Linked DNA regions of Mus musculus: all the other regions are linked to region 1. A link is a loop called in an ENCODE intact Hi-C map of the cell type or tissue named here. Cell type or tissue: heart. All regions are shown on one strand.

Region 1 (4,000 bases):
CAGACAGACAGACAGAAAGAAGGAAAGAAAGAAAAGGGAGGGAAAGAAGGGAGGGAAAAGGAAGGGAACAGAAAGAAGGGAAGCAGAGAGAGGAGAGGGGTTGCTTTGTGATTTTGAAGTCGGAGAAGCCCAGAAGAAACACTTAGCCTTTCCTTAAATAATAAATACTGTCTGCTAAGTTGTTGAACTTTAAATCCTATGATAAAGTGGTACTTGCAGAGGCTGTACACAATCAGAGTAAACAGTTTTGTTCCCATGGGATTTCTGCGTAAGAGATAGGAAAGATTGCCTTGGCAGAGCATTGTCTAATAACATACAGTAGCCACCTTCTTAGAGCACTGCAATTTTTAATTCTTGAATCACATTTTATGAAAATTGTTAGCGAGCAGGGTTCGACACGTATAGTCTCAACGCGAGCTGACTGTTCATTAAAAGACTTTACATCATAGAGAGCAGCTTAATGGGAATTGAAACAGCTCCTGTTTTTAAGGGGAGCACTAGCTAGTAGGAATGTCCCCCCTCCCCCATAAGCATTCAGAATTACCTTCTGGCTAAACAGTGAGTCGGGAGAAAAGGAAAAGAAAAAAGGGAAAAACAAAAACAAAAGAAAAAACAAAAGACGAGGACTTTCAGCCAAGACCCCATTGGCAGGTGAATAGGATTTGGAACAGCTCAGAATTTGAGCTTCTGGTGTTTTGTGAGCTACTTGGTCTGGTTTGCTTTATCCAGGAGTGCTTCTAGATTTTAAAGCATCCTTGCTTGTTGCAAAGATAAATAAATAAACATCCAGGCATTCAGGGAGAGTTTGACTTCACTTTCTCTTTTCCTCATTAGCGTCTGTTTGGATCTCCTCCTTGCCCCTTCGAAGCTTTTCTGCTGGAAGCTGATGCTTTTTAGAAGAGAAGGAAACGCAAAACAAACAGGAGTTTAGAAGCAAGCATCCTTGCACCTTGGGTTGGGTGGGGCTTCCTGTGAATGTATTTAGAAAGGAACACAAGTCTTTCTTAGCCAGCATTTATGAGGCCCTACCACTGGGGCCACTGGTAATGAGAAAGAGGCATGGCTTTGATTTACTATTGTCGTTTAAATAGATTTAAATCCACTGAAATGGTTTTGTTCCAATTCTTCTATCCATTTTTTCTCAGTTCACCGACTTCTCAAAAAAGCCTTTCCCAGTGTTCCTGACAGTTCCCTGCTCTGCAGAGGCGACTGGGTGAGAAAGTTTTGTGCTTTTTTTTTTTTTTTTTTTTTTTTTTCTTTGTCTTGCTTTTCCACTCCTGCAACCCTCTGAGGCCCCAGGGAAATCCTTAGTGTGCACTTGGCCAGTATGGACCGATATAAATAAAATACAAATCAAAGGCATCGTTTCGCTGGCTCCTTTAGGTTTCTAAGGCAGAAAAAAACGTTCTGATCACTGAAGCCATTTCAGGGCCCGAAATTAGAAAGTAATAAAAAATATCACACTCTCCCTGGTGGGCAGTGCATTTAATTGGCTCCCCAGCAGGGGTCCAGCTCTTGAGTCAGAAGTGCTTACTGTGTGGATCCCTGCTTTGGAAGGACTACATGCAAACACTACCAAACAAGTTTTTTTTTTTTTTTTTTTTTTTTTTAAATCAGCAAATGAAAACAGGAACACCAAAGGGAAATTCAGAGATGGCTGGAGAAGTGCTGTAGAGCGCAAAGGAAGAAAGATGCACGTATTCTGAATTTATTTAAAAATTACCTACATGGGATAAGAGGGTAACTTTATATGTTTAAGTCCTTTGGGATCCTCCCTATGACCCCATTTGGAATCTTTTAAACTCTAGCAACATGATGTTTTTACATAGAAAATCGACCACGTTCGAACACTTCTGGATGTTTGAGGTTTGCCTTTTAAAAGCTGATTTTTGGGTCACTCCTAGCCTAAGCAGGACACTCTTGACGCTAGAGGAGGGATCTGGACGCCCGGAAGGGTTAGGATGGTCCCCAGCTTCCAACGACTGCAGACCTTACAGCCTGGTGCTGTGCTGCCACCTTCTGTCCCAGCTACTGCGGCGAGAGGCAGCTCCGCTCTGAGCTGGTTCCTTGAGCTTTCAGTGAGGCAGGTTCCATGGATCCTGCCTGTTCCCAAAGCTGAAATGTCGGCTCCAGGCCTGGGGTTTGGCTTCTTGTAATGGCCGCTTTCAGAACAAATATTCAGCTTGCCTCCTTTCTCTGCCTCTTCCTTCCCGCCCCGTTCCAGATCTGGAAGTTTCCACAGGTAGGAGAAATGGAGATGAAAGGGAAAGAAAGGCAAGGCTTTTTTTGCTTCAAACGCTGCAGATGCCTGTCTATATCATTGAGCTGAGTGAGATGGAGGAGCAAGGAAGGGGCCTTGACAGGCAGGGCCAGATCTAGCGCCCCGGGAGAGGTATTCCCAGGAATGAGCCATTGGTTGAGATATTTAAAACTTAAGTGGACAAAACATTAGACCCTTCCCCACAGGGAACAAGGCTACAGTGGCTCTAGGGACCTAACCCTGGTGAGCACAAAGCCCTTCCCAACTCTACTTTTTTTTTTTTTTTTTTTTATGATTTCTCAATTGACTTCCCATTCTATAAAAAGTATTATGTTTCTGCTGAAAAAATCCAACGGCTCTGACATTCGGTCTGAGGTCAGGCTGGCTTCAACACAGTTTCATTTCTGTGGAGCATTAAAATGCCCCTGTATCTACTTTCTTTGAGCAAAGGGCAAGTGAATTCACATAATTAAACCTATAAATACATATTTTAGACAGGAGATTGGGGGGATCCTTCCTTGACTACCGGCCAAAGCATGATGCTCAGAGTACCTGGGACCTGCCAGGGGGTCCTTGGCAAACCCCCAGCCACTCCTGACCCACCAGTTTTAATTTGCTTGTCTCACTGGTCAGGGTGGCGGTATCCAATGTCCATTTTGAAGCTCAGGGCAAGACTGTGAGGCCGGAAGAGTTAACTTAGTTTGCCTTCCTTGCCACAGTTCCCTGGGTAGATTTTATGTTCTATACTAGATAGCAAAAGACAAAGAGAGCGGGGAAGAGGCGACATATGTCACCTTGCTTAGAGGATCTTCTCTGGGGTGGCTTGGTTCTGCTATGAAGCTGATCACAAGGTGCCCATTAATTGCCAGGAATTGAGTTTGGACCCAGTGGGGCAAAGTGGAATAAGCCCATTAGGAGAAATCTCTCCAGAACTTTGAACTGTTCTCAGGGAAAAGTTTAAAATCCCACACTCTTTAAGACATCACGTGACTTGGCCCCATCCTATGCCTGCCCTCGAGGCTCTGAGGCTCCTGAAGGCTGGGCCTCCTCTCCTATCCTTGGGAACTAAGTATTGTATTCTTCAGAGCCTGCCTGTGTGCTCAGCCCAAATCCACGGAGCCTCCTCCCCAGCCCTCTCACCTCATCAGCCTGTCTCCTCATCTTCCAGTTCCCAGCTAAGAAGTCACATGTAGAGGGAAGGCTTCCCAGAACTTTGAGCCTGGGTCAGGCCTCTGGAGCGTTTCTTGGCTCCCTTGGCTCTGGTCCCACCAGAACACATGTCATAAAGACAAGACAGGAGGCCAAAACTGGTAACACACTGTTGGCCTCCTCGAGAGAAATGCTCAGACCAAGCAGGCACCTCGCTCGCACTGTTTGTAGGCCTTGCTCCCCAGGCCTTTTACTGAGTTGTTACTGATGCTGTAGCTCTAGGGTGGGTTGGTTAGTAGTAGGCTGGATTAGCAAAGTTCATCACTCAGGTAAGGCAAAGGGCAGCTCTTGCAGAAATAGCAGTGGCAGGCTCCACCTGGAAGGGCTTCCTACAGGAAGTAATTTCCCAAAAAGAAAGATTTTTTAAATTATTTTATTTTGTGGAGAAGGTTCTCTGGGCAGTTTCCACAGAGCATGCCCCTGAGCACCGGACCGTTGTTTCCATGTCTTAGGATGAAACAATGCATAGCTGTGGTAAGAAATCTAAGCTGTATGGAGCTGTAAAAGACTAAGATATCAGTGCCTCTCTTA
Region 2 (4,000 bases), 590 kb before region 1:
CCGTCATTGTTATTTAAATGAACAGTCGACTGCACTGTAATGAAGAAATGCATGCATTTCCCCAACTCACTTATCAACCAGGATTCCAGGAAAATGAGAATTTGTGTCTGTCTTCATTCACAGAGCAAACTGGAGGTCACTGTTTTCAATGTGAACCTTTTTTTTTTAGCTTTTCAACACTGAATAATTAGGAGTCGCTGCTTCTGAAATTACCTGTATTCACTAGAGAGAAGAAAGACTTTTATCTTCACGATGAAATACATGCTCTCATTCAGACTTGGCCATTCTTTCTCCTAATAGCATTTTACACCGTCGAGTCAATCCTAGGTAGTAAAATAAAAGAATGTCATTTCCAGAGCCACAATAGCCTTGTTTATTATTTACCTCCCTAAAATTCAGCTGCTCCTGAAAAATAATATAAATGTAAAAATGGGTTTAAAGCAATCGAACATATAAAGCAATTATCCACATAAGATGCCATTATAGACACACACATGTACTCGGCACTCTGATTTAAATTTAATTGATCCTTGAGTCTTATAGTTTAATGACTGTGTGCCTCTATTGAGTTTTTAATAGCTTTTATTGAGATATGATTTGCATACCACATACCCACCCATTTAGATGTATAGTTCCCTGGCTCTTAGCATATTTGCTTAGTCAGACAACCACCACCACCAAAGTCAATTCTGAAATATTTTCATCACCCTTAAAAGAAAATATTCCTTGTCCCTCCCATCTCCTGACAATGGCCCATCTTCCTCTGTCTCTATAGGTTTGACTGTTTTGGTCATTTCACATGCACAGAGTCAAACATCATGGGCCGTTTTGTGTCTCCCTTCTTTCACTTAGCATAATGAATTCAAGGGCCATCCATGGTGAGGCGTGTGTTAATACCAAGTGTCTTTTGGTTGGCCAGTAGCCTTCTCCTATACTGTGCATGTGCGTATATACATACTTTACCAGTATACTCACAAGCTTTATTCATCTGCTTATCTGCCAAGATGTGAACTTCTGGGTTGTCTCCGCCTGTTGCCTATAATGAATAATGTTGTTGAAAAGCTTTTCTTGTGAATGTATGTTTGCATTTCCCCTTTCTGTGTACCTAAGAATAGAATCCTAAGTGATAACGGTACCTCCTCTGCTTGACTTTTGAGGAAATGCCAGCTGTGTGCTGAGGGGAGTGTTGTGGTTCACGGCCCAGCAGCTGTGTGTTGGGCTCTGACTTCCTGACTTCCTTCCCACCACTTGTTATTGTCTGTCTTTCTGTTAGGGTTGCTTGGCACAGATGGGGAAGCCTCGTGGTTTGCTCTGGCATTCTCCAATGGCTAAATGATGGCAAGCATCTTCTCTTGTGTTTGCTGCCATTTGTATTTCTCCTTTGGAGATGTATCCGTTTCTCTGAGTTTTTACAAATTCTGTTCCCTGACCTCAGGAATGTAGTTACAGAACCAAGTTGGACACAGATGCACCCCTCACAGGGAGGGACTTTCAAATGAGTACACAGACTAAAGATGTTATTTTTACAGTAGAAGCTTTTGGGAATTACAGAATAACCAAATTGTTCCCAGGAATCAATTTACTTCTAAAACTTTATTTTGCCAATTTTGTTAGTAAAACGGTTACTAGTGGTCTGGAATCACACACGGTTGAAGATTGGCTTATCTGGCCAAACACAAGGACATATACCTGTAATGCCAGCAGCTGGGCCACAGAGACAGGAAGGTTACGCACTGAGAGGCAGGCAGCCTGGGCAGCACAATGAGGCTGAGACCAGAGAGCCTACGTACAGAAAGACAGGAAAGCCTAAGAGGAGGTGTACGTGGGTCCCATGCAGAACTGACGCTGACTGGAACGCTGTCTCCATGTAGGTGAAGCCCACTGTTTTAGAAGACAATGTAGACTTTTCAAAGAGATTTTCACTAATTTTTTAAAAACCACACTGGTTAAAATACCCTTCAGTCAAATGAACAAAATATCCTGCTGGGAGCTTGACGCGTGTTGTTTTGTTTTAATAGATACCATGTAAAATATCCTGCTTCTCTCCTCGTGTGTATGGGAACCTGGGGTAAGCAAATCTGACCAAGGCCGCCTACGTAGTGAACAGAAGACTCTAGACCAGGCCTTGTTCTGGGACTGCTACTCTTTATCTTTCCTGGTCACAAGTCAGCAGGTGGTATCTGCACACCGTTCGGTCTTGCAACAGTGCTGGAATTCACTGGCTTGCTGAAGCAAGAGGCAGATAGAGGGCGCTGTGGAGCTCTCGTGAACAGTGTTCACTTCTAGCTTAGCAGCTGAATGAGCCTAGCTTCCGCAGACAAGGCTAACACAGGATTGAACTGGCCAAAAAGCTGCTCAAACAGAAATATTGTACCTTAAAGTACTACTAAAGCATCAACTTGTTTGAACAGTGCTTGGCCGTTGTAAAGCACTTGACTTACACTTTTAATTCGCTGTTCACAAGTATGTTTTGTACTGTGCTTGGCCGTCGTAAAGCACTTGACTTACACTTTTAATTCACTGTTCACAAGAACACCAGTTTTCCGTTGTCTTTGTGTTTATGCAGTTTTTATAACCATGATGAAAGTCAGGCCTAAGGGACTTTAGTTGTCATGCCGGAAAGTCTGGGCCAGGGCTTCAGCTCAAATCTACGTCGCTTGGCTCCTGTACCGTCCTGTGTGTACAGTGGTGTTCCCTGTCCCACTTTAATAGAGTACCGAGGGGCACTCGTCGAGAAGAAGGGAGGCTTCTGCTGCTCAGCCAAATCACTGAGCTGTGAACAGTAGAGGTTAGAGGGAGGCTGCTTCGTGGCCAACATAACAGACACTGGATCTGCCCAGCAATGAAATGTGTTGTCCTGTGAAGGAATGAGGTCCCTCGTGGTTGGACAGCTCACTGAGAGGATGCTCGTGGAGGGCTTCATGTGTGAGTGTGTGTGTGTGTGTCAGTGTGAGGATATATGTGAGAGCATATGTGTGTGAGAGAGTGTTTGTGTATGTATATATGTAAGAGCGTGTATACATGTGTGAGCGTATATGAGCATGTGTATTTGTGTTTGTGAGTGAGTATATATGTGTGTCAGTATGTGTATGAATGTAAGAGCGTGTATGTGTGAGCATGTATAAACATGTGTATTTGTGTGTAAGTAAGCATGTATGAGCATGTATGTCTGTAACTGAGCATGTGTGAGCGTGTGTGTATGTGTGTGTGAGTGTGAGCATGTATAAACATGTGTATTTGTGTGTAAGTAAGCATGTATGAGCATGTATGTCTGTAACTGAGCATGTATGAGCGTGTGTGTGAGAGTGTGAGCATGTATAAACATGTGTAGTTGTGTGTAAGTAAGCATGTATGAGCATGTATGTTCGTAACTGAGCATGTGTGAGCAGATGAGAGTGTGTGTGTGTGTGTGTGTGTTTGTGTGTGTGTGTGTGTTAGGTAGCATGTCAGATCCCTTTTAATTATGACATCGGGCATCTGTCCCTGCTGAGAACATGGGGTAGCTGCTTCTTTATCCTTGTTGAGGAAAGGCTTGGTCTTTATCCTGCACAGTTAACAGTGTGGGGCTTTCTGCTTGAAAGTGTAGCAAGGGTATCGGCCTTCATTGCTGGTCTCCGTGGAGATCCAAAAGCAGTTTCCATCTATGTTAACACATGTTTTTGTACAAGGGTCTCATGTTCACATAAGTTTGATGGGAATCCTACAAGGTGCCATGTCTTTTTACAGAAATGCCAGGTTTTCTTTTATTCTTATGGAGTCTTTCTGAAACATGTGTCAGGTTAGCCCAGTAGCCCTCAGCTCTGGCTATTGGCAAAAATCATCAGAGGCTTCAAAAACTATAGATGCTAATAAATATTCACTCAGTGTTCTAAGAGCATACACTGGGAAAAGGACTGTCTCTTTAGCAAATGTTTCTGAGGAAAATTGGGTATCCACATGCAGAAGAATAAAACTAGACCATGTCTTTCATCATCAACTGAGAAGGAGTAATATACAAAGC
Region 3 (4,000 bases), 800 kb before region 1:
TTGATATGGTTGGGGGTTCTCAAGTACAGTCCTGGTCCCACATCGTATACCAGTATATAAAATAAAAAGCCTCTCCTTATTAAGATTTATTTACGGTCATGGTAAATCTCTTAGCAACCCCAGACCTGTAGCACTGGATAGAACCATCTGAGCAAAGAAACGTCCCTTCTCCATGAACATGTCACCGTTTATAACAGTTATACTCCTTCATTCTATATAAAATGTCAGAATATCCCAAAAGATTTTAAAAAACAAGATCAACTTAGCCTTATTGCTCCAGGAGAATCATGTTTTACATTTTGGATGGCTGTTTTCTAATCTCTCCTTTCCCGTAAATAGCTTTACATAATAATGATGTCACACATCCATATTTTAAAAATATATGTTCTTAATGCTTCCATTTTAAATTTCTATAAACTCTAGATCATTTTAATGGGAGCATGTTGTCTTCTCTGTGATGTTAACTCTTGTTGAACACCTGTATATTTCTATTTATTTCCTTCACACCTTACTGTGCTGCAGTGAACGTGTCCCCGTAAGATTTATAATCTGGAGCATTCGTAGAAGACAGATTAATACAGAGTTTTCAGTTTTGCAGTTCACCACTTGGCAGTTTGTTCTGGACTCTGTTCCTTAGGCTTCTCTTGTAGGTCATTTCTGCTCTGTTCTCTGCTTCTCCTCCATGTTAGATGATGCCAAGAAATAACAACTGAAGTTGGACCAGAGCGGAGCACCTTCTGTGTGTTGCTTACTGAAGTCTCAAACCATTGTAGGAGAAAGTCTCTGTGACTGTGGGGCTTGTATTGTTGGGACTTAATGCTAACTTTCGAAGTGGGCCATAATAGATTTCCCTGATCTATAAAGCTCTTGCACAGACTCCAGGGTGGAACGCAGCTGGGATTCTTTTTCTAAAGTACTTCCGCTAGGAAGATTCCCAGTGTTGAGGCGGCTGGCAGACCTATGTGGGTCTCCCAGCTGGCTGAACTCTAACTCACTGACTGTTTCTGCTAGGCATTTGCACAAGCCTGTGACCTTTCTGGGGAAAGGCAGTGGTCTGTTTAGAAAGCTTCTGCATGTGCACACATGCTCCTCCTGCAGAATAGGCTTTGTCAGGTCCCACCAGGGCAGGGAGTTAGAAAGCGGTTATGCAAGCAGCCATCTTTGCTAGTGAGATTCTTATTTTAGGCTCTTAGCCTCGGTAGCTCTACATAGATGGGCACAGGTGGAGCGGCATGGTGGGTAGGGAGACGCCAGAGACGGTTTTCGGCTGTAACCCTGCCTTCGGTCCTGGGAAGCAAGTGTGCAGGGCGCTTCTCTGGCCTCCCCACATAGCAAGTATCACAGGGTCATGCCCTTGACCCTTCCCCTGTCATGTGTGCTTGAGTGAAATAGTATTATGATCTTGGCACTCTACGAATTGTATTGTTGGGACTTAATGCTAACTTTCGAAGTGGGCCATAATAGATTTCCCTGATCTATAAAGCTCTGACATTTTCCCAATGCGAGTAATTTTATGATGACCACCTCAGACTTGAGACTATTGATTTTAGGCCCTGTAGACTTTGGTGACCTGTGAAAACAGCTTCCATATTCACCGAAGCCATGGCGGCCAGGCCATGTATGTCCTGGAACAGATATGTGTGCACCCACATATGCATCCTGTGTCGACTTATCTATCTTTCAGTGTTGTCAGCGTCTCAGATGGCTTTTGTTGTTCAGTTAAAAAATTTCCTTATGTGACATTGCTTTTTAAAAAATTAAAATTATGATGCCACTTTATGATTAATGAGCCATTTTTTTTTACTTAGGCTTTATAACATTTTGATTTGTCTATGTAGTTGAGGTATGTATTTTCTAGATAGAATGGTAAATTGGTGTTTGTGTGTATGTATGAGGGCATGCTTATGTGTGTTCATGTGTGTGTGTGTGTGTTCATGTGTGTATGTGTGTTCATGTGTGTGTGTTCATATGTGTGTTCATGTGTGTGTTCGTGTGTGTGTTCATGTGTGTGTGTTCATGTGTGTGTGTGTGTTCATGTGTGTGTGTATGTGTGTTCACGTGTGTTCATGTGTGTGTGTGTGGCTTACTGGTTTTAGAAATTTTCTCTGTTATAATCCTTTTTATTGGCCAGCTACTTTCAAACTTTTCTGTTTACTTGTATTTGTGCTCTCACTTGAAAATAAGAAAAATGAGTAAAAATTTGCCAGACTTAACTATAAGCCTGTGACAAACTTGACTTTTTCATTGGTCACTAGATGGCACTGTTTGTTTGCAGAGTGCCATTAGAAAAAAAAAAAAGGAAAGAAAAGAAAGAAAGAAAAGGAAGGAAGGAAGCAACTATGGTAGTAACAGAAATTACTGCCTCATGAATAAAATATTTCTGATGGGATTTGCATTTCTATATTGGCTGAAGACACTGTGTTGAATGTTTTATTAACCAGCCCAGTGCAACTGTCAGCCTATTAAAGAGATCCAATGGTCCCTGTTTAGATAAATAAACTAAATAAATCCAATTCGTCAAATTGTGTTCCTGGCTGTTTATTTTCCATTCTTTTGATGTACAGTTTATTTTAAGTTAAAGCCACATTGGTTTAAAAATTAATGGGAAAATGTTACTTGGTGTTTGGAACATGAAGAAGCTAATTGCCATAGTCAAAAAGCCATCTCTGTTCTAATGTTAAACTGTTCACTCATAAATAGTAAACTTTCCCCTGGTTGCTTACACACTGTCTCGTGGTCAGAAGTCACGTGGCCCCTCAGATGGACGGCCAGAGACTGTGCGGTCAGAAGTCACGTGGCCCCTCAGATGGACGGCCAGAGACTGTGCGGTCCTCGTCTGTGTGCTGCTCAGCCTCCCTGGCATCGATGAGCACTGTGCGCGCCTTACTTGGTTTCTCCATGGCGCACTCATTTCTCAGGTATGACCCACAATTCCTTGGGCATCACAGTAGCTAATTCATTTCTAAATGAATGTCCTCTCTGAGTGCATCCAGCATCAAAGGGGGGAAGATGACAATGAGCAACGATATTTCCCGAAGAAACCAAAACCCTCAAGGTGATGACTCCATAATAAACCGGTTCCCCTCTGTTCGTTGCCCTCCTAAAGTTTATGCTCAAGGGAAATTCATGGCTGTATAATATAACACTACCGACTGAACTAGATATTTCAGACTTAGGCCCTAGGGCTACAACAATATTTGAATAAGACACGCCAGGCTTGTGCTTTGCCAAACTAAAATCAGTTGGTAACTTGAAATGATACATAACGGTTTTGACATCTCGTTTCTCTCTCCGTGAATCTTGACTTGCTTTTCATGCTATTCTTACTGTCTTTTATCCAGTTCTGTGCCGGCGAGGTTCAGAGCACAGCTTAAAGTGGGTTAGGCACTTTTGACTTTGCTCACAGCCTTTCAGGGCATTCAGCTGGTGCTGATGGGGACTGTGCCAGATCTCATCTCCAGGGGGAGGTTTTCAAGCTGTGCAATAGTAGCTGAGGATGTGCGTTCTGTCAACTATTTTAAGTTTGCTTATACAAGGCGTTAAAGTAGGGCTCGGATGGACCATGCCAGACTTTGCTATTGATTTCAACTTAGTATAAACCTGGTGGGTAGTGGACCACGTGTAAAAATAGTTTCATTTTTGTTTGTTAGTTGGCTTGAGTTTGTGTCCTTCGGAGGCTGGAAAAAAAATCATACTTAAGGGTATAAGAAATTTAAAATATGGAGTGAAATTGATTTAAGAGTTTTATTTTTTCCCTCAGGCTTGGTTTTGTTGTGAACCATCCAGTTCATAACACATTTAGCCAGTTTCTTAAAGTGACCTCTGTGGAAAGTGGAAGCGCAGATTCCCTTCCTTGATGTTTCTCTCCTCTAAGGTTTGCTTGTTGGGACTTTTACGACTGAACATCCATTGCCTCTTCACATACTCACCAGCGAACAAGTTTTGGTTTTCCTCTTCTTTAGTGTTTTTCACTCTGTGGACTCACTGTATGTTTTAAGGC
Region 4 (4,000 bases), 600 kb before region 1:
TGATAGCTTTCAAGAAGGAAACTATGAGGGCTCTCTGCCTCAGTCTTCCCACGGCCCTGCCCCTGGCTAGCTAGCCAAGTATGCCAAGTATGCAGGCTCCCAAGCAAAATGTAATAAGGTACAGATATTTGTATCACTGTGGATTGGTTGAAATACAAAATAAGCTTGAAATTATATTCAGGGAGTATAGGTCTCCACTATATACTGATGTGCCTTGTCTGGAGTCCATGTGGCCTGTTCCTGTCTCCCTCTTGCTCACCGGCTTCCTCTAAACCTGGTTCTTCTCTACCTTCATTTCCCTTTATGTCTGCCTCTAGCAATTGCTGACATTTGTGTGTGTGTGTGTGTGTGTGTGTGTCTCATCTTCTGTCAGCATCTAGTGAGTTTGAACAAAACTTCCAAAAAGGAATAGAGTTGGAGCCATATATACAACACATATGTGTGTGTGTATGATGTATTTATTTTTATTTTATGAATATTGGTGTTTGGTCTGCATTTGTATCTGTGCACCACTTGCATATAGTGCCCGCAGAAGACAAAAAACTGTGTCAGATCTCCCGAAACTGAAGGTGTGAATGGTTATTAGCCACCATGTGGTGCGGGAATTGAACCACGGTCCTTTGGGAAAAAGCAGCCAGTGCTTCTATCTAAGGAGCCTACACAGAAACAAGGTGTGATGGAATATAGCTATAAGCCAAGCACTTGGAAGGCTGTGGTATAAGAATCACAACTGCAATCCATTCTGGGCTATAAAGCAAGGCTCTGTCATAGGAAATTTAAAAGACAAAAAAAGTGTAGACATGAAAGTTTCCTGCCAATTCAAAGTACCAATAGCAGTGTCTGTGGCATGGGCACTGTGGGCAGTCCATTCCCAGCCCATCGTGTGTGCTCTTTCCCAACAGCCACCGCCTCCTGCTAGGCCCTGCCCAGACTGAATGTCGGCTTATTCCTGAGGCATGCCTCTTACCTCACTCTTGCTGGTGCACCAGCCAGAACATCTACCGTCCTCTTTTTATCCCCATCAAAGATTCACCCACATCACTCCAGGACTTTCTACAGTGTCCAGACCACACTAGCAGCTGGCATCGCCATGCCTTCACTTACTGCTTCTGCTAGACACAGCAGGAGTCTTTGAAGTTAGTCCCTTCAGTGTCTGTCTTGTGGGTTTGTGCCTTGGACCCACACCCTGGAGAGCAAGGAACATATCTAGAAGGCCCTGGATAACCTAGGGTTTCTGTCCTGGCTGACACCTCTCTATCAGGCTAATTTAACGGCACTGCAGAGGAAGCTGGGAAACCCTAGGTCAATCTGATTAGTTTTGTTTGTAAGCTGGGCCTAATAAGAAAGCGGTTTCAAGTTGGGGGTTTTCTCTGAGTTTGTGTATTTGCCTGCTTTTTCCCTTAAGCAGGAATAGAACTCACCTTGGGGAGTCGTGAATCACACGCCTGGGCTTGATTTCCACGGTCGTCCTGGCTTCATTAGCCACTATGCACTGTTGTTCGTTTGTAATTGTGTGCATGAGACCTTGGCTTCTAGAATAATATTACACTGCAAATCAAATTCTGCCTCAAAAGAACTTTTCTTCCACAATTTCTTACATTCCTGTACAGGTTACAAAATGTCACAATTCAGTGGGCCAATTATTAGATTTTTATTTAATGGGCAGTTTTAATGTTCTCAGAGAATCTGAACACTAATAGCATTTTAAACTTCTGTATTCCATTTAAAGACTCACAATCCATTCTTCTCTTTGTGAGTGTGCCCAGTTATATTTTTGGGTATCATTTAAATTCAGGTTCCCAATCTGTAGGAAAATCAATGAGTTAATGAATAGCTTCGTTTTTAAACTTTTAAAATATTTTGTCCTAATTATAGGGCATATCTGGTGACATTCATTTGACAAAATCCCAAATCATCAGATTGTGCAAAATAGCCCTTTCTAGGAATCATTTGGAACACTTGCAGTTTAACAAGTTTACTTCCTGGTTTTAGGACCAGAGCACAGCCTGGCTCACTAAGCCAAGAACTTCCTACTGCTAAGCTTTAAGGGCCCTATAGGCGTAAGTTGGACTTGATGCTTTAAATCATACCTGTGTTCGTTGGTTAGTGTGTTTGTTTAACCCATTAAGCACAAAGCATTCCCACTATGATCCCTGGTATTTGCATATCAAATTCTTACTGGCAAGCTGCTCCCACATGCCCTGTCCCCAGGCCTGGGAAACTTCAAGGTGATTCCTTGGCCATGCACTGAAGTTAATGGCAAAGCCAGCCCAGGTACCAGAGGTGTCTGAGTCCCAGTCCAGTGACCTTCCACACATGCCTGGTGAGTACTCATGTAAACCGTTCTGAATCCTGTGAGGTACAAGGTAGAGAGTATGCAACCAGGGGGTGGCGCCAGGAGCCGTTACTCGGTGCTGTGCAGTCTGTAGCTCATGCTGCCTCCTTGGACAGCAGCAGAAAGCAAACTCTCCCTGGAGGAAGGATGCAGCTTAGGAGCGACCCACACAGCCAGCATCACCTGGGTCTTCCCAGCCAGTCGCCCCTGTGTGGTTTTCATCACTTTAGCTAGTCAACTCTCTGTCCCTCCAGCCAAAGACACCTGTCCCATTTGTCACCTCTGGGAAGGAACTGAGAAGCATCACTTGACAGCTTCCTGTAACTGCCCAGGAAGATGAGTACAAGGCTTCTGCCCTTGACACTCATTCATCCTGGAAGGATGACCAGGTTTCATGTGAAACCTGGCTCTCCCCATTCCCAGTCTGCTTTTGTGTTTGACCTATACACAGCCCTCTTACTCAGAAACTCCCTTCCCACCTTCTTCTAGTCCTGTTGGGCTGGCCAGACACCACCCTAAAGTTCTACTTCTGGTATTTCTACTTACTGGACCAAGGCAGAACAAAGGTGATACCTTGAGTGTGTATTTCAGTGAAAATTGGTGACTGTGAGTGGGAAAATGTATGGCTCACTTGACTCCCATCCTAAGAATTTGTTTCTCCACTCAACCATGTTTGTACTTAAGGCTCTGTGTAGACTAAATGATATAACCTGCCTCCATAACGCAAACTGTTAGAGCACCCCTCCCTGCCCTCCTCCCTCTCTCCTTCCATCCCTCCACACACACACCCTTGTTCTCCCTCTCTCACGATCGATCTCTGTAGATCCAGCTAAAGGTGTACTCCAAAGGGGAGGAAGGAAGACATGACCCAATGAACAGAGAGGGCAGGGATGCAGAGGGAGCGGTGTTTCCTCCCTGGAGAGCCTGTGCTGACATGCATATGTTAGCATGAAACATGGGTCTGATTATGAAACTCATGCATAGCAGCATGTATGCGCACCCCAGTTTTCCATGCCCACCTCACTGTCCACCATTTTTTCAGAACATATGACTTGTCTGCTTCTGTTGCCAGTGGATCCCAGTGCAAGTTCAGGGCTGTTGATCATACAGCATCTTATTGTGTGATGCACAGATTAATGGATGCGACTATCACAGTGTACTCTGCTGCTGTTTTTAAGCTCAGGATGGCAGATACTGGACAGCATTAAAACTGCATGGAGTGAAAGCTGTTGCAAATGTAGGAACGTGTCTAAGCTGATCCTCAAGAGCTTTCCACACCACTGATACCCTCCTAGATCTGCAGTTCCTGTCACCAGACTCCTGTTACATCTTCAGGGAGCCCTTGTCTGTGTTTCAGTGTGGACTGAGACGGCTTGGAGTGGCCCCCACTGGCTGTCCCACACTAGACCTGCTGGGGCTTGAGGCCTGGCTCATGGTCCAGGGAGGAGCTGCTTCCTCCTCCCTAGTTCCTCAGTGAGCTGCAGCTTTCCTGTGAAAGGATTGTTTGTTCTTTGATGCTCTGCTCTCTCATGTCAAGGTTTCCTCCTCAGTTTTCTAACCAAAGAACCAAGCAAATTATTTCTGAATCACCATTATCATTGATTACTGTCCTTAATTGCCATTTATTTTAAGAGCACTTAAACTCTAATTGCTATGTAATCATGG
Region 5 (4,000 bases), 390 kb before region 1:
GCTATCGCCCCTCGCCCTCCCCACCTCGCCCCTCCGGGAAGGCGGAAAGACGGCCTCCGCCTCGCTCCGAAAGTTTCCGAGATAAATCCCGGGAAAGTTTGGAAGAAGGTGAGTGCGCCCCGCGCGCCCCCAAAACCGCGCGGTTGCGTTCCCCCTCCCCGGGGTCGGCCTGGCGGGTGCCCTCGCCCCACTCCCCACCCACCCTACCCGAGTTCCCGCGCCGGCCGGGCCCCGGGGACGCGCGCGGGCCCTCGGGGGGACACTTGCTAAAAAGTTTCTCCCGCTCTCTCCCGCGCCGCGCGGCCGCCGCCGTCCCCTCCGCCGCCCCGCCATGTTAGCGGCCAAGAGGCAAGATGGAGGGCTCTTTAAGGGGCCACCGTATCCCGGCTACCCCTTCATCATGATCCCCGACCTGACGAGCCCCTACCTCCCCAACGGATCGCTCTCGCCCACCGCCCGAACCGTAAGTGCCACCGCGCTCCCCGCCCTGCCCGCCTGCCGGCCCCGCATGCCCTGCCCCTCCCCCGCCCCGCCCCTCCCCCCTCCCCTCCCCCCCTCGCGGCCCGAACTCTCCAAACTTTTTCTCTGCCTTTTGTGGACTGGGTTTGTTTGCGCTTCGCCATGTTCTGGCTTTTCTTGTGCTTGCCTCACGATTCGGGGAGCCTTTTTTTTTTTTTCCTCAGGCAGGGCTCTGTTGGGGTGCCAATCTGAACTTTTAATTTTTCTTTCTCTTTTCTTTTTTCATTTTTTTTTTTTTTGAGCTCTGATTTCCCCCTCCCCCCTCTTGCTGGTGGTGTTTGTTTCTTGTCCCTGGGAAGAGGACTGTGTGGCTCTTTCTTCTCCCTCTCTTCCTTCCCTCTTCTGTGCGTCTTGGGCTTTCCCCAGGTTAACCCCTTAGCTGCTGGCTGGGAGGCCCGGCTGGGCCGCGCGGGTTCCCGGTGCCTTTGGCTCCAGGAGCCACCGTGCTGAGCGAGCAGTCTCGGCCCTACGGAAGCGCCCGGCTCTGGCCCCAGCCAGTCATTTTAGCTTTCTAGTGGCGATCGCAGGCTCAAGGGCCTCTTGGCCCCTTCTTCCAAGGGAAGGTCACACTTGCCAGGCTTGGTCCCTTCGCAGGCCCGGGGGCCCTGGGCGTGCTTTTTCTCTGCAGACCCGGCAGGGCTTGGGTGCCCCACGCTGCTAGCTGCGAGCCGTGCGTGGTGGGGAGGCCTGTGTGGCCGGGCTTCTGGATTTGTGTGTAGTCGGGATGGCCTTTTGAGTGGACTTTTGTGTCAAGGGAAATTCGGTGCTTTCGGATGGGGTGCGGAGGCCTTCTTTATCCTGACCAGCTCACTGTGGGCCCCTGGGGCGGGGACAGAGGCTAGGGTGAGCGCTTTCAAGGAGGTGTAGGAGGTTTGGGGATGCCTCCCTTTCTGGGGATCGGCCACCCAACTTTGGGGAGTCCAGGGCAGCGGGGGGTGCCAGGCTCTCCGGGGCGCTCCCTGCGGCGCACCTCCGGCACTCACTGCAGACATTCGTTCCTGCTCGTCCCCTCCCCCGGGGCCTCTGCCCTCTTCCCTCACACTGTCCCCCTGCCTCCTCCCTTTCCCCTCTAAAAAGCCTGGATTGCGAAGCTCTAGACACACAAGGCGCGTTAGTACCCGGCTTCCCGGGGTTGTCACTTTGCACCTCTGGCCGCGGTCCCTACCTCGTGTTTACACACACTAGTTTTGTTTTTCTTTTTTTGCTTATTCAAGGTGGCTGTCTGAAATAATATGCTCACTATTGAGCAGTGCTGGGCTTGGATCAGTCAGACCTACAAGTGTTTTTAAGCATTAAAATATTAACTATCAGGTTTGACTTGTTTCCCCCCGCCCCCCAGGCTCTGGTAGAATGGCTAAAGCACGCTAGACTGGTATTTTTTTTTTTTAATGCCTAGGAAAGAAACAATCACACCCCCTCCCCAGCGCCCGTGTCTTCCGTGTCTTCCGTGGAAGCCGGGACAGAGGTACAGTCCGACCTCCTCCAGTAGGGCCCGCGCTTTCCGGAGGCTGCTAGCAGCCTCCGAAGCAGCGCCTGGTGTTTTTCTTGGTAGCTGGTGGGTCCGTGTTAGCAAACTGGACCCAGCAACATACCAAAGTAATCCTGGGGGTTCCCTCTTCCCCTCTGCCCCTTCCTTCTAGAACGCAGACCTCCTTCGTTTTATTTTAAAATCCACTTAGTCACCCGAAAGACCAACTGAATATTGAGCTTTGATGGCAGGCTTGTTGGCTTTCTTGACCCTTTTCAAACTGCATGTCTGTGACCGCTGGCGATCTTGCCACACCACAACTCCAAACTCACACAGTTATGTTGTGCTGTAATTAGGAAACAGGGAAATTGTTAAAGTCAAATAAATGATTTCCCGGTGAGACAAGGAAGGTTCCCAACCTAAGGCCCCCCCTTTGTGGGCTTTGTAGAAAGAGACAGCGTCTAGTTATTTTAATTGTGGACTTAGCGGGTGGCCCTGTGCTGTGACATCAGATTGACTCTGAGAATGCATTTCTGAAACCCAGTAGGCTGTTATGTTAGTATTTGCGTGTCAAACATCAGCAGACATATTTGTGCACGCTGCCTCGTCTTACTCTTTTCTTTCCCTTACCTGGTTAAGCAGTATGTGCTCCGAAATTGAGGTTATTTATTTAGGCTGCTGAGGGAAGCCTTGGCAAGGAGCTGAGAGGCGGGTGTATGTCCCTCTAGACGCCTTTGGACACTAGGGCCAGCTTGCAATTCCAGATTCCTTACAGCCCGGGGTGGAACCTACAGGCAAACCAGCGGTCCCAGGTCTGAAATTCTCAGGGCTTCATAGGGTCTGGTTTTGACTGTGAGTTGTAAAGACAAATTAGGAGTAAGCTCATTCGTTCTCTTCCGTTCCTGCTGGCTGGGGTGCTTTTTGCTGTTTTCTGTTACTTATGAACAGGACCGGCTAAGACTTTCTGAAATCCTGGTATCTGCTTTTCTGCTTAAGAATGTAAAGAATTAAGAATTATCATGAAATTGGCTTTTGATGAATCATCTCTAGAACAATCTTTTAATTGCTGAAGAAGTTGTAAAAGCTTGATAGTAATGATTTTTACTTTAGAAGGACATAGATTTCCTCAGAACATTAATTTATAATCTTTGATACATTAATAGAAATGGCTTATGAAGAGGATACATTCAGATAGAAAAATACATTAAGGAGAAGAAGTCTAGTTGAGCAGATGGGAAGGGTTGGAAGTGCCAATATTAGGGCTTTGCTCATGTTTGTGTTCCAGAGAATACGGTAACAGTACTGAAGTTGACAGAAGGGGTAGTTTTACTTTTATTCCCACCCCCCCAACCCCCAGCATGCAAGAAGACACAGGGCTGCAGTGGTAGGCACTGCGATGTGATAGATGTGATACGTGTGAGAGAGTTCGTTTTTAAGGGTGCTCTCTACAGCTTCATCCACCCCCATGGTTGCTTGCTTTCCGATGGAGCTGCTTGCTACCTAGGTTGAGCAGATAAGTGAGCAGCATCTTGAATTCATTTCTGAACTTGGAATGGAGCAGGAAACCAAGAGGGAGCCTATTCATCGAGGAGGTTTTATTTAGCCCGGCAACTTCTTTTTTCTGGCTTGCCCAGAAAAAAAAAAAATGGATGTTTTCACCTCACTCAAACAACATAATCCTTCCTGACACAAAAGATTGAGAGCCTGGTGCGTGAAGGGTTAATGTTGGGCCTTCCCTGTTGTCTTCCCACCCCCCACCTTCACCCCTGATTGTTTTGACAACACTTCAAAGTGTGACATTCCAAGCCCCTCTATAACAATGTAATATTACAGTAATTACACAGGTCATTACATTTTAAATAGAGAACAATAAAATGCTTATCGCCTTGAAGAAGAACAGGTGCTCCCAGCCTTCGTTAGTATTTATGCTAATTGTTTTCCTCTCCTTCAGAAATATTTATGGCAGACATGTTTAGATTTTAATCTCTGCAGCAAGTCTTCTGTGCTAATCTT
Region 6 (4,000 bases), 720 kb before region 1:
GAGAGAGAGAGAGAGAGAGAGAGAGGGAGAGAGAGAAAGAGAGAGGAAGAGAGAAACCACAATTGTTAACTGAATGAAAAGAGCTCTTGGAATTAAATCATAAGTAACCAAGCATTTCAGTAGCTTTTGTTTTAGTTTTATTCAACATTCGTTGATTTCTAACAGAACAACAGAAAACAAAACAAAAACAACAACAACAAAAAAAAAAACCAGCCCACATATCAGTAGTGAGCGCAGAGGCTGCCTGCCTTTCTGCACATCGTACTTGCTTCCACTGCTAGTTTGTTTTCCTGGAGTCCATGTCACATTGATGAGACCTCTGCTGCGTGATTGAAGTACAGTTTTAAAAACCCTTCATATTGTGAGGTTGAAGCGTCTGAGCTGCAGTGTCACTGAGGCAGCTTTTCCTGATCGTCCCCAGCCTGTGACACGGGGCCTCTGAGTGCTTGCACGTCTTCTGTGTTTAAACAGCTTGAGTAAATTTACAGGGTCACCCCCCTTTTACAATAATGGAGAAGAGGAACGAGCTCAGATTTTAATCACACAGCCCTTTTCAGTGGTAGAATTAACAGTCAGTTCTGCATGATGCGAGGAGAGTTGGGACTCTGTGCTGAGGCCTTTCCTCAGAGATGGCTCCTGGCTTTTTAAAAGAGATAAAAATACATAAATAACAAGGAAGGGAATTTATTAGACACACTAGAATGCTGGCTTTTAGTGCACACCTAAAGAAATTTGTTTCAGTGAGTTTTCTCTCACTATAATATTAATATTGGGTGTTTGTAAATATGTTCTGTGGAAACTGGCTAGTTTGATATTTCAAATATACATATTTCTGTATTTCCCTTAATCAGGTTGTGGGAGACAAAGGACTATAGTGCCTTCGGCTAAAACATCCCTCCATACTCAATTTGAGAGCCATGCTATATGGAGAGGAAAGGAATTCAGGAAAGTTAATGTAATTATCAAGTTCGTATCTGAGATAGCAGAAGAGATCTTATTTAGCCCTCCTATCACCTGGACCGTAAATCGGCAGGCATCTGTTTAGTCAGCAAAATGCATTGTTAAATTAGAATGATTTCATGACTAAAATTTGTAAGTGTTTATGTTTGGAATTTTTAAGGAAATTCTACCTGAACGGTATCATGAACACCAATGTTGCATGCTAATCTAATACACATAAGCTATTAAAGAATATTAGCCAGAAAACAGTATGCCTCCGTACGTGTGTGTGTGTGTGTGTGTGTGTGTGTGTGTGTGTTTGTGTTTTAAGTGGAGGGAAAAGAATGTTCATTTATTCAGAAGCCATTCAAAAATGAAAGATAATCGTTTTTATTTCTGCCTTATTAATCTTTGCTTTCACTTACTTTAAATAGTTATAAGAATGGCAGTGCAAGTTACAGCGCACAGACGGTTCCTATGCCTGTGAGGTTTTCCAAAGCCACATTCTGCTTTCAAGCCCTCATTTAGAACTTGGGAGCCAAGCCTGCTGCAGTCTGCTTCTTCCTCGTTGTTACACTTCTCAACACGTAGGCTGCGCCATTGAGCCACCACTCAGCAAAGTGTTCCTCCTGCACAGGAGTGAAGATGACTCCCGTCCTTTCTAATGTGCGGTACCTTACTTACTGTAGCTAAAGACGATATTTTGCTATGACTCTTTTGCAGACTTTAAGATGCTTTTCTAAGAATTTTAAATTCATACTTTAAAGAACACATATTTTCATTATTTTCTAAAGATATAAGTAAATACATTTTTAAAACCTAGCTCTTTAAAAAATATTTATAATCTAAATGCCTGAAGTTATTTTAACTGTTAAAGATTACTTAAAATTAAGTAGTAAAATAACTATAAAATGTCAAATATACTAAATGTAAAAATATACTTAGAAATTTTATATTGAAATTTATTTAGCATGTCTGCATAAAAATCTGAAGTCAAATATTTTTTCTTTCCTAATGCAAGATTTAAAACAAATATAAGAAAGAACTAGTTTGCTGTTGTTGCTGCATTGTATTTTCTTCCTTTATTTCCATGAAATTTGTAATAATGTCTCTGTTGCATTCATTGATTCAAGCATAAGTTAAAAGAGTAGATTTAAAATAATAAGATCCAATTATATTTCACTTCTAATGTTTCTTAGCTTTTATCATTTGGAAAGGAAGTCTGAAGAGTAATCCAATACTTTTGTCAAAAGTGTGAGAAAATCCAAGGGTTTCTGTGGGTTTAATGTCATCCTCATCTGTCTTGTAAGCTGGCAGGTTCTGAACCAAGGGCTCTGCAGTCATTTCCTTGCACAGATAGACTCTGAAAACCTCTGTTTTCTCACGTAATAGAGTCATCCTCTGTGCAATGGGAGCTGCTCCTGTGTGGTGATGCTGGAGGTTGTAAATGAAAATGAGAACATGAGATTTACAATTATCTCACGGCAAACAGCCACAAGTATTATGGGCACACGTGACTGTGCCTGGATTTCCCAGGTGCCAGCCTTCACTTGCTTCAGTTCTAACATCCACCCCAGAACACCCATCATTACCCACGCACCTCCTCGGAGGATGGGGAGAAGTGTCTGTCAGTTGGGTGTTCCCCTACTAGTTAGATGGAGGCTGACTTGCCTTTGATAGAAATATACCTAAGTTCACCATTTTAAAAAGGTTTCTAAGAACAAATGAAGTCATATTCTTTGGACCTATAGCATATTTTTTGCAAAGCTTTTTGGATAACATTTTTTTTGCAAAGGTAGCATACTATTTACTTTAAATGTTACAACATAATTTACTTTATAAAGTATGTCTTGTTGGGATAGAATTTTATGAATTCATGTACATGATGGCAGGTATTATTTTACTACAGAAATAGTACATGGAGATGCATTGTTGATTATATTTGTTTCTATGATTTCAAACAACTGAACTAGAACTAACAGGGCAGTTTGCAGTATAGAGCATGGGCTAACCATTCTTCGTAGAGTATTTTATATAATGAAATATTTTCCTGATAGTGAATACTTGATACACAACATCAGTAGTGTTTCTGTGGAGGAGAGTCAGTGATTTCTTTTTTTCATGTAACCAAAACTATTATGTAGTCTCTACCAAGTTGGGTAATGGACACTGTGAGTCTCTGATTTGTTAAATCTGTGGAGTCTGATTGTCCATACATAAGATGTGGGAGACTCTGTAGATGCTGTCTGTAGTGATGACTTGACAAATCCAGCCGTCACCACAGGTTTATAGCACCACTTTTCCCCAAGGGTTGGTGAACTGCCTCTGGAAAGGATTCTAGAGCATGTGAAACTTTGTGAAAAGAAAGACAAACAGTCTTTCTTAAAGACTATAAAAAATTGATACTTATATGAGCAGCGATCTATCATAGGCAGTGCCAGATTGGTATTTATATTTTACTGAATCTCAAAGTGAATGGATGGCTTTTCAATATTTGGAAGTGATCTTTTTAATCATCTTTCTTATTTGTAGCTGTTTCATAGCTCTGAAAGTACTTATAGAAGAATATGCTGCAGTCTGTCCTGTGGTACAGAGGGAAGTGTGTGGTCTCAGACATAAGCACCACGTTACAGTCCACGAGAAGCTGTATATGCTGATGTGTGGTGTGGTCTGCTTTGTCTGTTAGCACAGCGTTCCTGGTATGCAGCTAAAGGATGGTGAAGGGTTCTCCCTGGGAAGCTTGGAGCGTTCCAGTCCTAGTTACCAATCCTATCCTATAGCAGCCACAGGCAGTTACCAATGATGTGATCTGGCTGTGAGCTCTTTGAAAAATCATGTAAATGGTCGCATTATACCTGCTTGTATTTATTTAGTTTGGGAATTTAAAGGCTTTGTGCTTTGCCTCCTACATTCTATCTCCCTGTTCATCTTTGTGTCTCTCTTCAGTGCAAGAGACCCACTCAAGATATACAACCCAGAGGATTAACTAGATAGTTTCTAGATAGATCAACTGTTGTTTGTTGCCTTCTGTGGTGAAGTCATACACCTCATAAGACCTTCG
Region 7 (4,000 bases), 120 kb after region 1:
GACTGTGAGGTTTCGCTGGATGAAATCCATCTGGGGGGGGGGGGCTGGGGGGGGCCTTTGACGTGTTACAGCCAAGTTTCACTTTCTGTTCTTTCTGTGTTCTGCTTTGCAATGCCAGGAGCACTGAGCATGCGCAGCTACGATGTAGTCCCTGTAACCTCTGGATGGGTTAAACACTTTCTCTCTGCCTTTGTTTTTTTATCAGAGTATTTTATCACAGCAATGGAAGGAGATATCGGTCTTACAGATTGAGGACACCGAGGCTCAGAGAAACAGGTTAGGAGACCCGTCCATGGCCTCATGGCCTCTATCTGTACTTGAAATGGGCTACGCTTGCTTCCAGAGAGGCAGCAGGAGGAGAGCTATCCTTCAGGGTGGGGAGTGTCTGCTCTTCAGGCAAGCCTGAGAGGAAGAGGACATCGCAAGACTGCACGCAGGCTGGTGAGCTGCAGGGTGGGATAGAGAGTCAGGAGGACCTAGGGCGGGCTCCACATTGTCAGTGCTCAGCTCCCAGACTTCAACTGACTTTAAGACTCTGCCTCCAGCTTAGATGCAGTTGTTAAATAAATTATTGTATTGGTTAATGGCTGGATCCATCAGTCAATCAACTGGCTGATCAATCGGTTGGTTGACTTGGGGGTGCCATGGCACCTCTGTGGAGGTAAGAAAAGAACATATACTCTACTGTGTGGTCTCAGGTTATCAGCAAGCACCTTTGTCCACACAGCCACGTCCCTCGCCCAGATTCACTTTAATTCATGATAGCTGAATTGTCGACAGAAAACAAGCAAAACCCACAAAGGAAACATCCCCTGCAGATCAGACCAACTGTGACTGACGTTTCAGTAGAGGCTTCCGTAGTGGCAGCTGGAAGTGGAAGAATTCTGAACTCTGATGTTAAGAAAACACACTAAGGCTGGGCAGTGGTGGCGCACGCCTTTAATCCGAGCACTTGGGAGGCAGAGGCGGGCAGATTTCTGAGTTCGAGGCCAGCCTGCTCTACAGAGTGAGTTCCAGGACAGCCAGAGCTACACAGAGAAACCCTGTCTCAAAAAACAAACAAACAAACAAACAAACAAACAAACAACCCAAAAAACCCCACACTAAGTCCTGATCTTGGCTTTTGTGAATGTATGCATGCATGTGTGTTGTGGGATCCAACGACTGGACTCTCTCTGTACCCCAGGCTGGCCTTACTAGATGGGGATGCAGGCCTGGCATATTGCACTTTTTAAGGAAGTCTTAGTTCCTTGAACTCCCTGAGCCTCAGTGTGTTTGGTTGCAAAATGGGAACAGTAAGGACACCAGCCAGGAAGTGCAGTTGTAAATATTTCCTGAGGGTGAGGGGGAGCCTGGCGTGGCTTGTTCTCAGCAAATTGAAGTTAGGGTTTTATTATTGCTGCTGTGAGGTCATCTTGGTGATAGACAGCTCGGGACCTTTCTGTCCACACTGCTCCTGAGACCACAGGCATCATGTATTAGCCCCTCCTCCCTCTGCCTCCCCAGACCCCTGGGAAGGGCGGTGCCTGCTCTCTAGCGCCCCCAGGTGTTCATGATGGTAGTTCATGCACTTTGTTTTCTCCCTGTGCCTTCCTCTCGGCCAGAGATCTTGGGCTAAAGGATCAGGGCCAGGGAGTAAGTAAGAGCCTTGCCACAAACGGAGGGAAGGAGCGTTCTGGACTCTCCCAGGAGCTTCCTAGGGGATCAACCCAAGTGGTACTCCAAACACTTCCCCAAGCCCCAGGACTCCAAGATTCTCAGGTGTGCTGGCTCCGCGGCTCGGACCCTCTGTCAAGCTCCTAATTCAGTGACCTGTGAGTTCATCATAGAGGAAGAGGACGGGACTATGACGGTCACTCTCTGACATGAAACTTAGGGTTGTCCCTCTCCAACTCTGTTTATCTGAGGTGCCCACCTTTGATCTCCAATGCAAAGTCAAATGTCACCTCCTCCAAGATGCCCTCCTGGCTCTCGGACAAGCTCTGGAAATCCCAGAGGTCTTTTCACAAATGCACTAGAATTTGCCAGTCTGCCTATCCTACATGGTCCTCCCTCTCTTCCCTGACAGCACAGAGCTATAATATAGTAGACGCTCAATAAATACAGGCTGGACAAAGACATAGATGACTAAATGCCTGTTCCCGCATTCTGCTGGAAGTTGCAAGGAAATTATCCATTAGATCTTTGCATCTGCCTGCTGTGGCACAAGTAGTCTGAGATTAATGACAGCAGCCACAATAAAAGAAACAACATCCCTCCCCGCTGGACTCTTGCTTTATTGAGGCCTGGCTTACAAGTTGGATTTGGTATCCTTGTCTTTACTGCCCTCTTGTGGTAAAACATTGCTACTGCATCCAGGAAAGTTAGAAACTTCATTAAAAGCAAAGACCCTGTTTTTACCCCCTGAAGTAATGTTTTTAGAATTCCTGAATCAGTTCAAGCCAGGGTCCCACGCTCTGTATGCATCTGTGACCTTCAGTCCATATTCCCAAATTATAAGGGAACTGTAAGAATGATAAATAGGCCCAACCCTAAAACAGCATCATTATACACACCACATCGATTCTGGATTAGAGCTGTTGGATACTTCAGTGTGGCGGGGAAGGATGTGATAAGTATATAGCAAGTTTCTTCCAATCAAGACATTAAAATAACTGTAGAAATCTCATCCAAAGCAAGTGGCTGCAGATCACACCAACCATCCGGAATATACAAAGAAGGAGACTGAGATTCATGTAGTCTAACTCCCAAAGTTTGGAGCCAGACACTGGTCCCACCACACTGTCTAGTTGACTCTAAAAAGCTGCTTTCTCTCTGTGAATGCTGTTTCCCCAATATGGTTCAGCTGGAAAACCTGCTATACAGAGTTGTGACAGTAAGTGAGAATTTGAAATGACAGGGCCAGGACTTCAGGGTGCTGCTGGCATCCAGTGAGCTCTGATACAAACTAGCCATAACTACAATAAGTCCTTAACTGTCTGGTGCAGATCAACAATTGAAGGGAGTCAGATCTCACACACACACACCAGCCAATAAAATAAGGTGCTTGTTGATATGGTAGTCCATGATAAGTTGAGACAAGCAACTGTTAGAGGCTGCAGGAAGAGGCAAACATCCATTGGCTCTTAAACAAAATCTACTTCCATTTCTCCCTCTTCTATCCACGGTAGACATCACTAATCAGTAGTCTGCCTTTCTTTTACCCATGGCAGACATTATTCATCAATAACGTCTTCTTCCTATAACCGCAGCAGACATCACTAATCGATAGCTTCTGCTTACACTCATGGATACATTGTTAATCAGGACTTTCACGTAGACCATGTATCTATTTCAGAGTATACATCACAGAGGGCTCTAGGCACTTACAACAACTGAGCAGAGTGGGAAAATGTCAGACAATGGAAACTATCTTTCCAGGTCATGGCACCTGGGTAGATTAAAGCAGCACTGGGGAAGGAGGAAGGCATTTTAGCCAGAGGCAGTGGAGTCAGAAGAAGTGTGAGTGAAAAGGCAGATCTAAGAGGAAGAGGAAGTGAATTAAAGATGGGCTGGGTTATAGAGCCCTTGACAGCTGGCTTTGGAGAAGTCAGAGACAACAGGGAACCTCACACATCATTGGGCAGGTGTCTTAGTCAGGGTTTCTATTCCTGCACAAACATCATGACCAAGAAACAAGTTGGGGAGGAAAGGGTTTATTCGGCTTACACTTCCATACTGCTGTTCATCACCAAGGAAGCCAGGACTGGAACTCAGGCAGGTAGGTCAGGAAGCAGGAGCTGATGCAGAGGCCATGGAGGGATGTTCCTTACTGGCTTGCCTCCCCTGGCTTGCTCAGCCTACTCTCTTATAGAACCCAAGACTACCAGCCCAGAGATGGTCCCACCAACAAGGGGCCATTCCCCCTTGATCACTAATTGAGAAAATGCCTTAGAGTTGGATCTCATGGAGGCATTTCCTCAACTGAAGCTCCTTTCTCTGTGATAACTCCAGCTGTGTC

Evidence for each region. A loop is a pair of places that touch in the nucleus more often than their neighbours do. Peaks named below come from ENCODE experiments on the same cell type or tissue, not always from the same donor. Only the 100,000 strongest peaks of a DNase experiment are listed, where the experiment ranks them.
Region 2: it touches region 1 in a loop (2.8-fold over the local background); 12 of 42 quality-filtered maps call a loop at or near these places.
Region 3: a loop joins it to region 1, with 9 times the contacts of the local background. A loop is called at or near these places in 15 of 42 quality-filtered maps.
Region 4: a loop joins it to region 1, with 6 times the contacts of the local background. A loop is called at or near these places in 12 of 42 quality-filtered maps.
Region 5: a loop joins it to region 1, with 2.1 times the contacts of the local background. A loop is called at or near these places in 5 of 42 quality-filtered maps.
Region 6: it touches region 1 in a loop (9-fold over the local background); 16 of 42 quality-filtered maps call a loop at or near these places.
Region 7: a loop joins it to region 1, with 3 times the contacts of the local background. A loop is called at or near these places in 3 of 42 quality-filtered maps.

What each region holds. Positions count from the first base shown.
Region 1 is chr19:56,132,311-56,136,310 of GRCm38, forward strand. No RefSeq gene overlaps it. Among named protein-coding and RNA genes, the nearest start is that of Gm31965, 21 kb to the right of the region's middle. In heart, a CTCF peak has its summit at 2,017 (motif pointing left); DNase peaks (open chromatin) are centred at 2,011 and 3,491; H3K4me3 peaks cover 301 bases; H3K27ac peaks cover 302 bases; H3K27me3 peaks cover 686 bases.
Region 2 is chr19:55,543,484-55,547,483 of GRCm38, forward strand. The region is part of intron 7 of Vti1a (vesicle transport through interaction with t-SNAREs 1A); the gene reads left to right. Among named protein-coding and RNA genes, the nearest start is that of Gm41871, 160 kb to the right of the region's middle. In heart, a CTCF peak has its summit at 2,245; DNase peaks (open chromatin) are centred at 1,228 and 2,248.
Region 3 is chr19:55,333,841-55,337,840 of GRCm38, forward strand. The region is part of intron 3 of Vti1a (vesicle transport through interaction with t-SNAREs 1A); the gene reads left to right. Among named protein-coding and RNA genes, the nearest start is that of Vti1a, 20 kb to the left of the region's middle. In heart, a CTCF peak has its summit at 2,255 (motif pointing right); no DNase peak of the experiment used is centred here.
Region 4 is chr19:55,535,517-55,539,516 of GRCm38, forward strand. The region is part of intron 7 of Vti1a (vesicle transport through interaction with t-SNAREs 1A); the gene reads left to right. Among named protein-coding and RNA genes, the nearest start is that of Gm41871, 160 kb to the right of the region's middle. In heart, a CTCF peak has its summit at 2,384 (motif pointing right); no DNase peak of the experiment used is centred here.
Region 5 is chr19:55,742,735-55,746,734 of GRCm38, forward strand. It overlaps Tcf7l2 (transcription factor 7 like 2, T cell specific, HMG box), which reads left to right. Exons shown (of 15, transcript NM_001331146.1): 2 at 42-108; 3 at 339-463. It overlaps Gm31734 (predicted gene, 31734), which reads right to left and starts at 469. Exons shown (of 3, transcript NR_168128.1): 1 at 428-469. In heart, a CTCF peak has its summit at 2,015; DNase peaks (open chromatin) are centred at 377, 1,047, 1,497 and 2,747; H3K4me3 peaks cover 3,438 bases; H3K27ac peaks cover 3,275 bases.
Region 6 is chr19:55,412,719-55,416,718 of GRCm38, forward strand. The region is part of intron 5 of Vti1a (vesicle transport through interaction with t-SNAREs 1A); the gene reads left to right. Among named protein-coding and RNA genes, the nearest start is that of Vti1a, 99 kb to the left of the region's middle. In heart, a CTCF peak has its summit at 1,554; no DNase peak of the experiment used is centred here.
Region 7 is chr19:56,253,407-56,257,406 of GRCm38, forward strand. No RefSeq gene overlaps it. Among named protein-coding and RNA genes, the nearest start is that of Gm32144, 12 kb to the right of the region's middle. In heart, CTCF peaks have their summits at 1,551 (motif pointing left) and 2,337 (motif pointing left); a DNase peak (open chromatin) is centred at 115.